3 separate regions of the Homo sapiens genome follow, and all the other regions are linked to region 2. Evidence: read pairs that join two places in POLR2A ChIA-PET (ENCODE). Cell type or tissue: MCF 10A. All regions are shown on one strand.

Region 1 (4,000 bases), 610 kb after region 2:
AGCTGGTAAGCAAGTTGCCTTTGAAGGCATTGTGCACACTTGCTAACTCCCTTTGACCAGACTGCGTTGGCATGTCATCAAAGTGGTGGCTGAACATAATGTTCTGTAGGATATCAAAATAGTAATCATTCTTACAGAGTAGATCATGACAAGCAACTGAAGCTTTGGCATAGCCTTGAGGGGATAAGGAGAAGAAGTACTGCTGTCCCTAACACGTAAAAATCAAGCAGCGTATGATGATCTTGGCTAATAACTACAGCAAAAAGAAAGAAAAAAAATCAAATCAATATCTGTATACCTGATGTTGAGGGCTATATTTATTTACTTCACTAAAGAGATTTCATTTGAAGCAGAAGCTGCAATTAGAGTTACTACCTGAATAAGTTTATGATAACCTGCTATTTTTCTCCAAAATCCATGTTACTGCATATACTAAGTAAATGAATAAAAGAGCTAAGTGGAATGTGATTGGAACTCCTATCATGTTGGTGAGAAGGAGTGATAGAGAATGATAGAACAGGGCCTTCCAACTCGTTTTTTCCCAAATTAATAGTCCCTCGTCCACTAGTCAGGAAGCTATTGGAAAGATTGTTCTTTTTTTTTCTTTTTCTTTGTCTTTTTTAGTATTTCTGAGATCAGATGAGATCGGGCTCGTTCAGGGTGGTATGGCTGTAGACCTTTTTTAGTATTTCTATTCAAACTTCTAAACTATAAATTAGTGACCTGTGTGGAAATAAATGAAGCTTGAGACTTTCAATCCACTATTCCCACTGTAAAAAAGTCCTAGAACAAAATTTCTTTTGCCATTTCTGATTAGTGGACGACAGCGAAGCTTTCTATCCTCAGGGATTTACAACACCTCCATGTCAGTACCCAGTAAATCTCCAAAATTGAGAGTTATAGTGATATCTTTTCACTGGTCTTTTAAAGGACGGCTAGGGGGAGTATTGTTTATTTACTTATAGAATGTTTCACATTTCTGCCTTATAAGTATGAAACCCTACTTTCATTAATGCACTCTAAATCTGTAAACTGGCTCTGATAGGGAAATGGAATGAAAATGTATAAATCTCAAATGCAGTCTTAATTAAAGAGATTGGAATCATTTTTATTTATACGGGTTAAGTAAAACTTTAGGATGTTGCCCAAACCTGGAGTGCTCAGAAAATAATGATTAATCATCAGCCACCAAAAGTCTCTGAGGATCACACCATTATGATTTCTGGACAACTTTGCACCCCATGATAGAAAACACATAAACTTTGACTCTCGCAGTTAAGAGCTGCAACTTATATCTGCTACTTCCAAAACCCATCATCCTCATTGAAATTAGGAGGCAAACTTCATGGGGATATCTCTTACTTTCATTCTTGGCTTACAGAGTAGAGCCTCCAGATGTCTAAATAGGAAAGCATTTTAAGAAAGTGTTGGTTCCTCTCTAATTTATCTCTCAATAATGAGAGAAGTTTAGAACTGTATGAATACACTGTCACTTCATTCACTCAGTTTTGGATTCCACGTTCCATTTTGTCAATGTTCATATACTTTGCAACCAGATCCTGTGAATCATCTTATAGCCTGAAAAAAGAAGTATTTGAAAACCATCAGACAGTATCTCAAACAAGTTAAATGAACCTCTATATTTTATTATTATGACATTTTAAGTTAGTTTTGTCACTAATGGTTAGTTGAGATCCCAAGGGGACTAGACCATTTCACCTCTGTATTAACCAGTCCTTGCATGCAGGCTTCACTGGAAAGAAGGATCGCAACCATGGGTAAGACAGTCTCCTTCAGCTAAGGGAAAACCCTGGGCAGTGACTAATCTGTGAGCCAACAACGGGCAACAATCCCTGCATCTGGAGAAAGGAGGGCTTTGGCTGATACACCATAGTATTCACTACCACGTGTTATCTCTTACATGTGTATGAGCAAAACAATAGTGTTTACTTTTGCTTTATTTTAACTTTATATAAAACTTACATATCTATGTAAAGCATTCCGATACTTTCATGCATTATCACCATTCTCAGATTTAACTATATTTTAAAATACAATTTTAGTTATTACATTTCCATTGCTATGGAATACTTGATTATATGAATATACAATATTCTGTCCGTTTGGTTATATTTTTCTATTATGAGAACAGTTCTCATGTGTTTTAGTTAGTCAGAGCACATCCATATAACTTGTAGCACTTTTCAAGAGTCTGCATAGGATATAAATCTAGAAAGGTAATGTGCAATTGCTGGGTCTTTGATGATTTCCATTTTCAGTGGATATTGGTTTTGAGCTATCATATGGTGCATTATCAGTTGCTAATTGCGAGTGAGAAGTTTTCACTTTTACCATTCCTGTATTTCTGTACTTCAAAGGAAATATAATAGTGTGTGCAAAATTTGGGGAAATCATTTCACAAGAATAACAGAAAAATATAATACATTACTTCACAATTTCAAGCCAACATGAGCTGTTTTAATGTGGAAAGTCTTATTTGAAATAACATTTAATTGACAAGATAAACTGTTAGCAGAAGTAAGGAGAGGGCCACAAAATAATTTATTCAAAACAGGCTAAAATTTATAAGATTAAAGGACATTATGTGAATCACGGTCTGATGTGATCGCCTTCATGTACATTTCTTCTTGATCTCATTGTTTTTTTTGGTTCCTCTTGTCACTATGTTTCCTGCCCTTCTTGTCTAACCAGTTCTTAATTAAGTCATTGAAATGAACAAGGTCAAAAACAAAGTTCTTTATTTGATACCCTCATGTTGATATTAATCTATCCTTTAATATTCTAAAGAAATTCATAAGAACACAATCTTTCTGTTAAGTTAAATGTTTTGTCAAAAAGACCACATTTTGGGTTTTTTTTCCAATGAGAAATTTAACAAATGCTTAGCCAGGCTCAGCATTTAATGTATTAAATACAGAACCATGAATTCAAAATCAAATATCTGACAATTGAATATGTTCTGGAATACATTCTGGATCCTAGTAATCTCCACTTAGCTAGATGCACAAAATATTCTTCTAATAGTGCCCTATATTTCTTGTTGATTGCTATACTAATTTTCAGTTTGAAGAAACCTTAATTTTAAAATTCTGGGCATCTGTCAATTTGTCTCCTAACACCTCTTACTTTCAGATTTTTACATAGATGTCAACAGTCATTTATCATGCTCATCTGAAATATTGTTTTATACTAAAGAATACAAATTATTGTGGAAAGATTATTTTAAATGGTTATAGCAATTATATATATTTAACTCATCTCCTATTTTGGTCCTTCGCTTTGGTCCTATGGTGAAAGAGGTATTTTTAGTGACAGTGCAAGATCTCAATCTCTGAGATATTTTATTAGGTGAAAAAACAAGAAATATAAAATATAGGATGAGATATATACATTTATAGACACATAAATACACATAGAAAATTTTAACAGTATCTTAACAACTGCCTTTTAGAAGGGTTAGGGATCAATTAAAATAAGATGAGAAAGTGTTTAAGCCTTTAAAGTCTGCCTGAGAGGATGAGATGTTTATAATTGAGTGTTAACTGCCATAAATCATCTTTAGCATTATATCTAAATGTAATCTAGTATTTGAATAATTTTAAAGTGCTCAAACAGCAGGTGAATAAATTGGGAATAGGACTATAAATAGCGAGGTACTCACAGTTCTGTGGAAAAATAGGACAGAACAAAACAGACTCATTTGAGTAAAGTTTATAATCAAGAGGACTGAATAAACTTTTAAAATGAGTGATTCATTTTCTCTACTTTCTGATGAACAGTTTGGAAACTTTTGTTTTGCAGTAAATTATAGAATAGAATGCAATTGTGATAGCTGCCTGAGTGTTAAAGAAAGAAAGAAAGTCTCTGGAAATAACCAGAGTTTTAGAATACATGCATATTATATTAAGAAATTAATTAAATACATATATTTACTATTAAGATCATTACAGTTGGATTAATTATTAATGAAGATAATAGA
Region 2 (4,000 bases):
GGGGGCGAAATGGATTCATAGCATCATTTATCCCTGATGAAAATAACGTTAACTGGGTCTGATGTGTTACTCTTGATAATCTGAGAACCTGGCTGAACCTTTATTTCTTTGTTACTTTGGTGCAGTTGGCAGCATTGGCCAGAATGACCAGAATGACAATGTGGTTTAGATCGGGATTGTGGAACAAATGAAATAATGGTTAGAGACACCCCATCCTCCCAATCACTGAGCAGAATCAATAGATGCCTATGTTTTAGGTGTGGCCTTAGAACATACTTCTGGGCATATGCTAGGGCATGAAAGGGTGGAGCTGTTAGGGCAGAAGAGCAATTTATGGAGATAATGACCTCTCAGGGAAGAGAATGTCCCCATTTGTGTCCACATGAGATAGAAATGGCACTGGGTAGTTACAGGAAAATGGAAAACCTCAAACAACAGCTAAAACAGAAACTAGGCAAAGAAACCACAGGATAACAGAAAATCCAAAATAAGGAGAGAAAATGGCCAAAATCCTGGTCGTGTGACATGTCCATGACTCTTCCAGGCAAACCCAAATAGGGGAGAAAGGGGCGGTAGGAGTGCAGGCACATCCCTGAAATCATCTCCTTTTCCAGAACATCTAATGATTATTCCACATTTCAGTTAAAGAAACACTCATAAAATTAGAAAGTCAAGCTTTGTATGCATGACTTGTTCTCACAAGCATGCCTGGACTTCTCTCTTCAGTGTGTACTTTCGCTTTACAATAAAAGCTTCCTGCCTTTCACCTCCTTCTGACTCATCTCTGAATTGTTTCTTGTGATTGTGTCAAGAATCTGGAAACTAGCTGGGCTGGGGTCTCACTGGCATGCAGAGACTCTCCTGGGATCACACTGGCATCCACAGAGCCTCTTGAGCCCTCCAGCAACAAGTTGATCTGGTAATAGCTTTGGAACTTTGAGGGGAAGTTGGAGACTTGGCATGAGGGATAAATGCAGTGGACTGAGACTTTAGACAAGTGGGGATGGGGTCTTTGACCAGGCGCCAGTGGTAGCTCTCCACGCAAGCTGCTCGTTTCCTATGGATCCCCCTAGCTGTGGTGGGCATTGCAGTTGCCCTTGGGTATTTCGAGTGGCAGGGTCTGCTCACCCTGGATAGACCATCACTATCCAGCTGTGCCACTTTGCATGCTCCATCCTTCCTCTGCTCCTTCTCGGCTGCTGATTTTAGAAACAAGGTAGACCAGGTAAGTCTGACTGTTTACAAATACTCCAATCTAGCCTGATCTTCAGGCCTCCAGCTGCTAGACGGCTCCAGTGAAGGGATCTTGACTATTTTAGGGTACCCCCGGTCACTTGAAAAGCTATCTTTCTCTGGAAGCAGATGGCTCAGAGTCTGTTGTGTGAGTGAGGGTGAAGGCGGCCTCCAAACTTAATGCCAGATCTGGCTAGTTTTAGCATCAGAACACCAATGGAGAGTAGGTCCTGTGCCTTTAAAAAGTTGGCTTCCAAGGGGTAAGGAAGACAGATGTCTTCGTCATCTGGATTTAGTAAATCAAGTGCCTACCATTTTAGGTGATCCCCTTCTTGAGCATGCACTTTTGGAGCATATCAAAACCTGGGGTTCATTGTGAGGGCAGATAGATGAGGAAATTGGATGCACACCTGTTCAGTCTTTCAACATGGGGGTATATCCTCTGTGTGAGGGGGTTCTGAAGGCCTGTGAGATTGAGACTGGCCTTTACTGGTGCTGATGGAGGCTCCTGCTACTGCAAACTGGGCTGCTCCGTGGAGTCATTGTTAAGTGGAGCTGTACAGACTGCAGGGCTAAGCACAGGGTTTGGTGTAGATGATGCGGTGCCGGCTCTGCGTGCAACCAGGTTTGCTATAGTTCAGCTGCAATGAGTGCTGCTGATGGAGTTTTGCTTGACACTGCATGCATGTGGCCAGCCAGATGGTAAATTTTCTGCTTCAATGTTCATTAAACCCAGCTCATGGTTGATGCACAGCTGAGTCATTCCCTTTGCCAATGGCTGAGACAGTGCCTCTGACTTAGCGGTCTGCATGGCTCACTGCCAGGTGTGCAGATCTCAGGAGGAAGTGTGGATCAATACCAGGCAGCCTGAGTTATTCAGCTGGAAATGATCTTGTGGACTGCCTCTACATTGACAAAATGGACATCAGAATATTCAATAAATGTATACCCAAAGGAAATAAATGATGGAAGCCCTTTTCCCCCTCAGATTCTACTTCATTTGACAACCTTGAAAGACATTTTCTGAGAGATTTGGCTTTGGGTTATACAGATATTTTTTAATATAAACTTAGTACTGGAGCAGTTTCAGCAGAAAACAGGGGATGGTCCAAAAACATGTAATGGTTGGTGGAGAACACCAGGTAAATTTTCTCTAGGAAAAATATTCTGTGTCATCTTTGAAGAGAAAAAGAAACCTCTTTATCCATTTGAAAGGATATTTCCCCAATATATTTATATGAAATTAAGTGAGGTAGATAAATTGGCCTTCCTATATCTTAAGGGAAATCCTCAAAATGAAGAGATAGGCACAGAACTATATCACAAATACCTATAATATTATAAATCATAAACACTTAAAACTTTTATGGCCTCTACTATGGGGACAATCAAGACTGTGCTTCTTGAGCTAAGAGAATAGCAGATTCTGGACAGGCTCCAAGTATTGCCAATTACTTAAAGTCACCCACCCTTTGAGGGGATTTGGGAGAATCTTCTTGTGCTTCAGTCCTGTGGAGTAAGAAGTGATTGCAGCATGGGTCGAATAATGATTCACATGCACTATTAGCAGAGTGCAAAGTTAACAAGGGACAGACTATGTTGGTTTTTTTTTTAATGTATCAACTTGAGCAGGCTGCAGTCTCCAGTCTTTCAGTCAACACTACTAGGTGTTGTGATAAGATTTTGCAGATGTAATTAAAGTACCTAATCAGTTGACTTTGAATAAGGAAGATAATTCTGGATAATCCAGGTGGGCCTGACATAACCAGCCGAAAGCCTTAGAAGCAGAACTGAGGCTTTCCCAAGAGAACAAATAATTCTCCCATATACAACAGCTTTAGCTTCGACCCATGGAGTTCTATTTGGAGTTCTTGTGAGTTCCTTTCCTGACCACTTGCCCTATGAATTTCAGACTTGATTAGCCCATCACACAATTGTGTAAGATAATTCCTGTAACAAATCTCTTAATGCATCTATCTCTTATGGGTTCTGTTTTTCTGGCAGATGCATATAGCTCACATTCAAGAGATTCTCTGCTTACTGAAATTTTAATTTATCTAACCTTTGTGACTTCTACAGATCTCTGATACCTTTAAAAATATGACTATTGTACCTCATTTGTTTTTTTCTAGTTGTTGTAGTGGGAGTTTTGGTCTCCCAGTGTCTACTGTAGAGTCTCCCAACAGATATGGAGTAGAAAAGAAGAAGGAATGGTATTCAACTTACAATGTGGTTCTGACATTATTTGTATAACAAGGTCTAAATATTTACATTCTGAGACATGGGTATAATTAAATATTCCAAGTATTGCCTGTCCATGAATTCTTAAATCTTAAACTCAATCTAAGTAGCACTTAGAGTTTTACGATGACTTTAATATTCCCTATTGCAAAGTTAAGTAATAGGATTGGAGTCATAAAGAAAGACACGTGATCCTGTATAATGGAACTCCTGACACTTGGTGGGAGCATCCTGTACATCAAGAGCCAGTATATCCTTTGCTCATTTCATTTCAACTGCCATTTATTTCTTCAAGGTGACTTCTTATGATGCTACTTTTTGCTTCCCACTTTATTCTCTTTCATTTCTTGTAAATTTCTTTGGAGGGAGATGCTTCTTTTTTGTAAGGTTGTACATGTGATACAAATTCAGGCTTAGAGAAGACAAATAAATTCAAAGAACCAGCATAGGGCATGGGCTGTAAAATGCGCAGCTGTCTAAAGAAGCCCAGTTGAAACAACTGGAGATGCGGGTGTGGGATCCGGAG
Region 3 (4,000 bases), 130 kb before region 2:
AAGACTACAATTCAGCTAAATCACGTCGATCTGTGGAAATGAATTCTAGGCTGTGCATTACTGAGAAGATGGGACTTTATTTGGTTTCCGTAGGATACAAACAATGAAAAAGGAGAATATGTGCATGAGAGAGGACAGGTTAAGAGGGGTGGACAGAAAGAGAGAGAGAGAAAGGGAGAAACGGAGAATTGCAGGTGGACAGTAAAGAACAAAAGATTTCGGAGGTAGGAAAGGCCTCATTGCATCCAGAGGATGTTCAGTGAAGGACAAAGCTGGAGCCCTGGGTTGATGGGAGGTGAAAAACCTGGAGGTGCATCTTGTGGCTAGAAGGTTAAAGTCCTTGGAGAAATGAGCCTTTGGAAGGTTTTGCAGAGGGTAGTTTTTGGAGATTACTTCTCGGGAAAGAAGTGAATTTAGGAGATGAGGAAGTGTGGGTCTGAATTGCCTGATCTTATCTTGTCCTCTAGAAGTGGAAGAGTGGTTTAGGGTGATTAACTTGTGTGCATGATAGATTAGAATGGCAGCCGAGCGGGCACAGTTATCAGTCTATGGTGTAAGTCCAGATGAGAAGAGAAAATGTCTGGGAAAGGCTGGTATGGTGGTGATAGCTAATTGTGTACCCCTCCATCCATCATCCCCTTCCTTCATAGGAACGGAAACCTAATTTTCTGCTGGGCACAGTTCCAGCCAGCTCTAAAACATCATGTTTTTCACACTCCTTGCAATTGCATGTGGCACGTGGCTGAATTCTGTCCAGTGAGATGTAAGAAATATGTATGGACTGCCAGAAAAGGATGCTGTCTGTTTTCATTGCCTTCCTCCTGGCTTGGAAGGGGCTATATGATAGCTGGAGATCTGCCTGCTCTCCTGGACCACAAAGTGCCCCAAAGATAGCAAAATGTGTGAGGATGGCAGCTTAGAAAGGAAGGGAGGACACAGCTCCTGATCACTTCACAGGGCTGCCACAGCGGTTCTGGATGCCTAATCAGGATTATTTTTTATGGGGGAAAAAATAAATGTTTACCTTGTTTGGGCCTCTTTTACTTGGAGTTTTTCTATGTTAAGAAACCAGACTTGACCCCAACTAAGAAAATGTTAAGTGACAGAAGGTGAAGAAATGGTAGATAAAAAAACTATTCATTAGCATTAGTTGGAGAAGTGACAGGTTGTTCCAGCCACAGCTTCTATTTTGTCAACATGGCCTCCTTGACATTTCAAAGCATGGGAGAGAAGGCAGATTCCTAGTTGTGCTCATGCAACTTAGAAAGCATGATTAAGCTTAGGCTGCTCAGATGCATCCTGGGAGGAGGTACTTGTGAGTGCTTATGCTCAGGTTAAGAGATGATTTTCCTGAAGTTTGTATGTATTAGGTCTCTTTTTCACATTACAGTATTCTTCTCCTTCCCCTCCCCATTCAGATACTTCCTCAGCTACTGTGACTCTTATATATTTTTGGCATCTTATGACACTATAGACTGATACTACAGATTCTTTCAGGAAGAAAATAGAGATGGGGGTCTTGCTATGTTACCAAAGCTGGTCTCAAACTCCTGGCCTCAAGTGATCCTCAAGCATTTTTACTTTTGATACCCCCAAATCACAAGGAATCCTTTAACGAGACCAAAGTCAATGAGGGCTGCAAAACACCTCCTGATGCTTGTCTACTTAAACTAGAAGTAGGCGGCAAAAAGCGATTTATCCTAAGGGTTTTAATCCAGATCTTATATAGTGAGATGTGCCTAGAGCAGTATGGCATCAGTAGCAGCATGAAGAATTTGAACCGCTGAACAAGAAACTTAACAAGAACTTAAGTAGGTGTGACTCAGAGATGTTGGTCTCATTAGTGGGAAAGGCAGCAGATTGTATAAAGATGCCATTTGGTTTAGACATGTTGGATTTGGTCTAGACATGTTGGATTTCAGATGATGCAACATATTCATATGGAAATGTCTAGTATAATTATAGAACCAGACAATGTAAGCATTGCAGGAGACCAGGCCACCAGTGGTCATCTTCTCCATGCTTGTACACCTACACATTGCAAGAAACTCATTAATCAGCTAGCTCATCCTTTTACTTGGCTGGCTGACCCACAGGCCAGGCTTTTCATGGCTGTTTCTGTTTCTCCTGACCTGATTTCCCTGAACACAGTTAATGGGCCCAGGGTGGACACCTGACCAAGACTGGTCCACTGAGATTCTTTCTCAGAAATTTGGAATTCAGACTGACATCCATCATATCAGTTTCTTTAAAGAGTGGCTGTATCCTACCCTGGGGGCTGGAAGCAAAAGACAGACAAACATTGGTTAAAAAAAAACAAACCTCTGGAAAATTTTGCTATTTCTGATTCTTGCCCCTTCCTGAGGCTCAGCAAAATCCATCCTTTGTGGTTCCATGGAATTTCCCACTTTTCTCATAATAAAACCTTTATTGCTCAAGGTGCCTCAAATTGGTTTCGCTTAACTTGCCACCAAATGATCTTTACAAAGAACACATAGAATATGAACATTCTTTAGTATTACCATGGTCTGAGCACCTGGCAGGGGTCACAAAGAACCCTAGCGGAAACACATCGGACAGAACATGATGCCATTTTTTCCAAGTCACAAGGACAGGTCACAAGTGCACCCAGGACTCACTTGTCCTCTTTGCATACTGTGTCTAGCTGACTACCAAAGCCTTGGAAAGGTGCCAACATGCCAGTACTTCCTATCTACTTTGACATGATACACTACTAAATATGGGTAGGTTTTGATGTAATAACCTGATATTTTGGTTGTGGGGAATTACCAAATTGGAAAAGAGAGAGCCCACACCAAAAGCAGGGTAATCAGGCAACAACTGAACCACGGAGGATTTCTCAAGGAAAATGCAGTGCTCTTCATTGATTTGGCAGCAAACAAATTCCAAGTGTTTCATGTTTCTCCTCTGGGTTGCCATGTGTATTAGTCTGTTCTCATGCTGCTTATAAAGAACTACACATGACTGGGTAATTTATAAAGAAAAGAGGTTTAATTCACTCACAGTTCTGCCGGGCTGGGGAGGCCTCAGGAAAGTTATGACTATGGTAGAAGGGGAAGCAAACATGTCCTTCACATGGTGGCAGAAAGGAGAAGAATGAGTGCCGAGACCAGCTCGGTCATAGAGACCCTAACCCAGCGGCACTAGAGGAATTAAGACAAAGACACAGAAATAGAGTGCAGAGTCGGAATCGTGGGCCCACAGCCTTCAGAGCTGAGAGCCACGAACAGAGTTTGACCCACATATTTATTGACAGCAAGCCAGTGATAAGCATTATTTCTATGGATTATAGATTAGCTAAAAGCATTCCTTACGGGAAACAAAGGGACAGACTCTGGCTTGTTATCCATAGCAGGAAGATGTCCTTAAGGCACAGATCGCTCATGCTATTGTTTGTGGTTTAGGAACGCCTTGAGCGGTTTTCTGCCCTGGGTGGGCCAGGTGTTCCTTGGCCTCATTCTGGTAAACCAACAACCTCCAGTGTGGGCGTCATAGCCATCATGAGCATGTCACCGTGCTGCAGAGATTTTGTTTATGGCTAGTTTCTCATGGCCTGTTTATGGCCAGATTTGGGGGGACTGTTCCTAGCAGGAGCTGAGCCAAAGGGGAAACCCCTTATAAAACCATAAGATTTTGTGAGAACTTACTCACCATCATGAGAACAGCAGCATGGGGGCAATTGCTTCCATGATTCAACCACCTTATCCTGGGTGCCTCCCATGACCTATGGGGATTATGGGAATTATAATTCAAGATGAGATTTGGGTGAGGACACAGCCAACCCATATCACCATGTATGTACATCTGTGTTCTCTTAGGCATTAAAGATGCTGCCTCTGGGCATGGAAGGCTTTACTTTTACAAATTTAGGAGTGAAACATCAACATAGAAACAGGGAAGCAAAGCAGCTTAGTTTTTAGAATGACTTCAACTTTGTTCTCTGCTTTCTGTAAATCAATCAATGAAAGAATGTCTAAAA

The links. Peaks named below come from ENCODE experiments on the same cell type or tissue, not always from the same donor. Only the 100,000 strongest peaks of a DNase experiment are listed, where the experiment ranks them.
Region 1: POLR2A ChIA-PET joins it to region 2 with 5 read pairs; 1 of 35 experiments calls an interaction of 5 or more read pairs at or near these places.
Region 3: POLR2A ChIA-PET joins it to region 2 with 7 read pairs; 1 of 35 experiments calls an interaction of 5 or more read pairs at or near these places.

Annotation. Positions count from the first base shown.
Region 1 is chr1:238,675,961-238,679,960 of GRCh38, forward strand. No RefSeq gene overlaps it. Among named protein-coding and RNA genes, the nearest start is that of LINC01139, 190 kb to the left of the region's middle. In MCF 10A, no CTCF peak of the experiment used is centred here; a DNase peak (open chromatin) is centred at 1,811.
Region 2 is chr1:238,061,662-238,065,661 of GRCh38, forward strand. No RefSeq gene overlaps it. Among named protein-coding and RNA genes, the nearest start is that of ZP4, 170 kb to the left of the region's middle. In MCF 10A, no CTCF peak of the experiment used is centred here; DNase peaks (open chromatin) are centred at 740 and 2,020.
Region 3 is chr1:237,931,150-237,935,149 of GRCh38, forward strand. No RefSeq gene overlaps it. Among named protein-coding and RNA genes, the nearest start is that of ZP4, 42 kb to the left of the region's middle. In MCF 10A, no CTCF peak of the experiment used is centred here; a DNase peak (open chromatin) is centred at 1,892.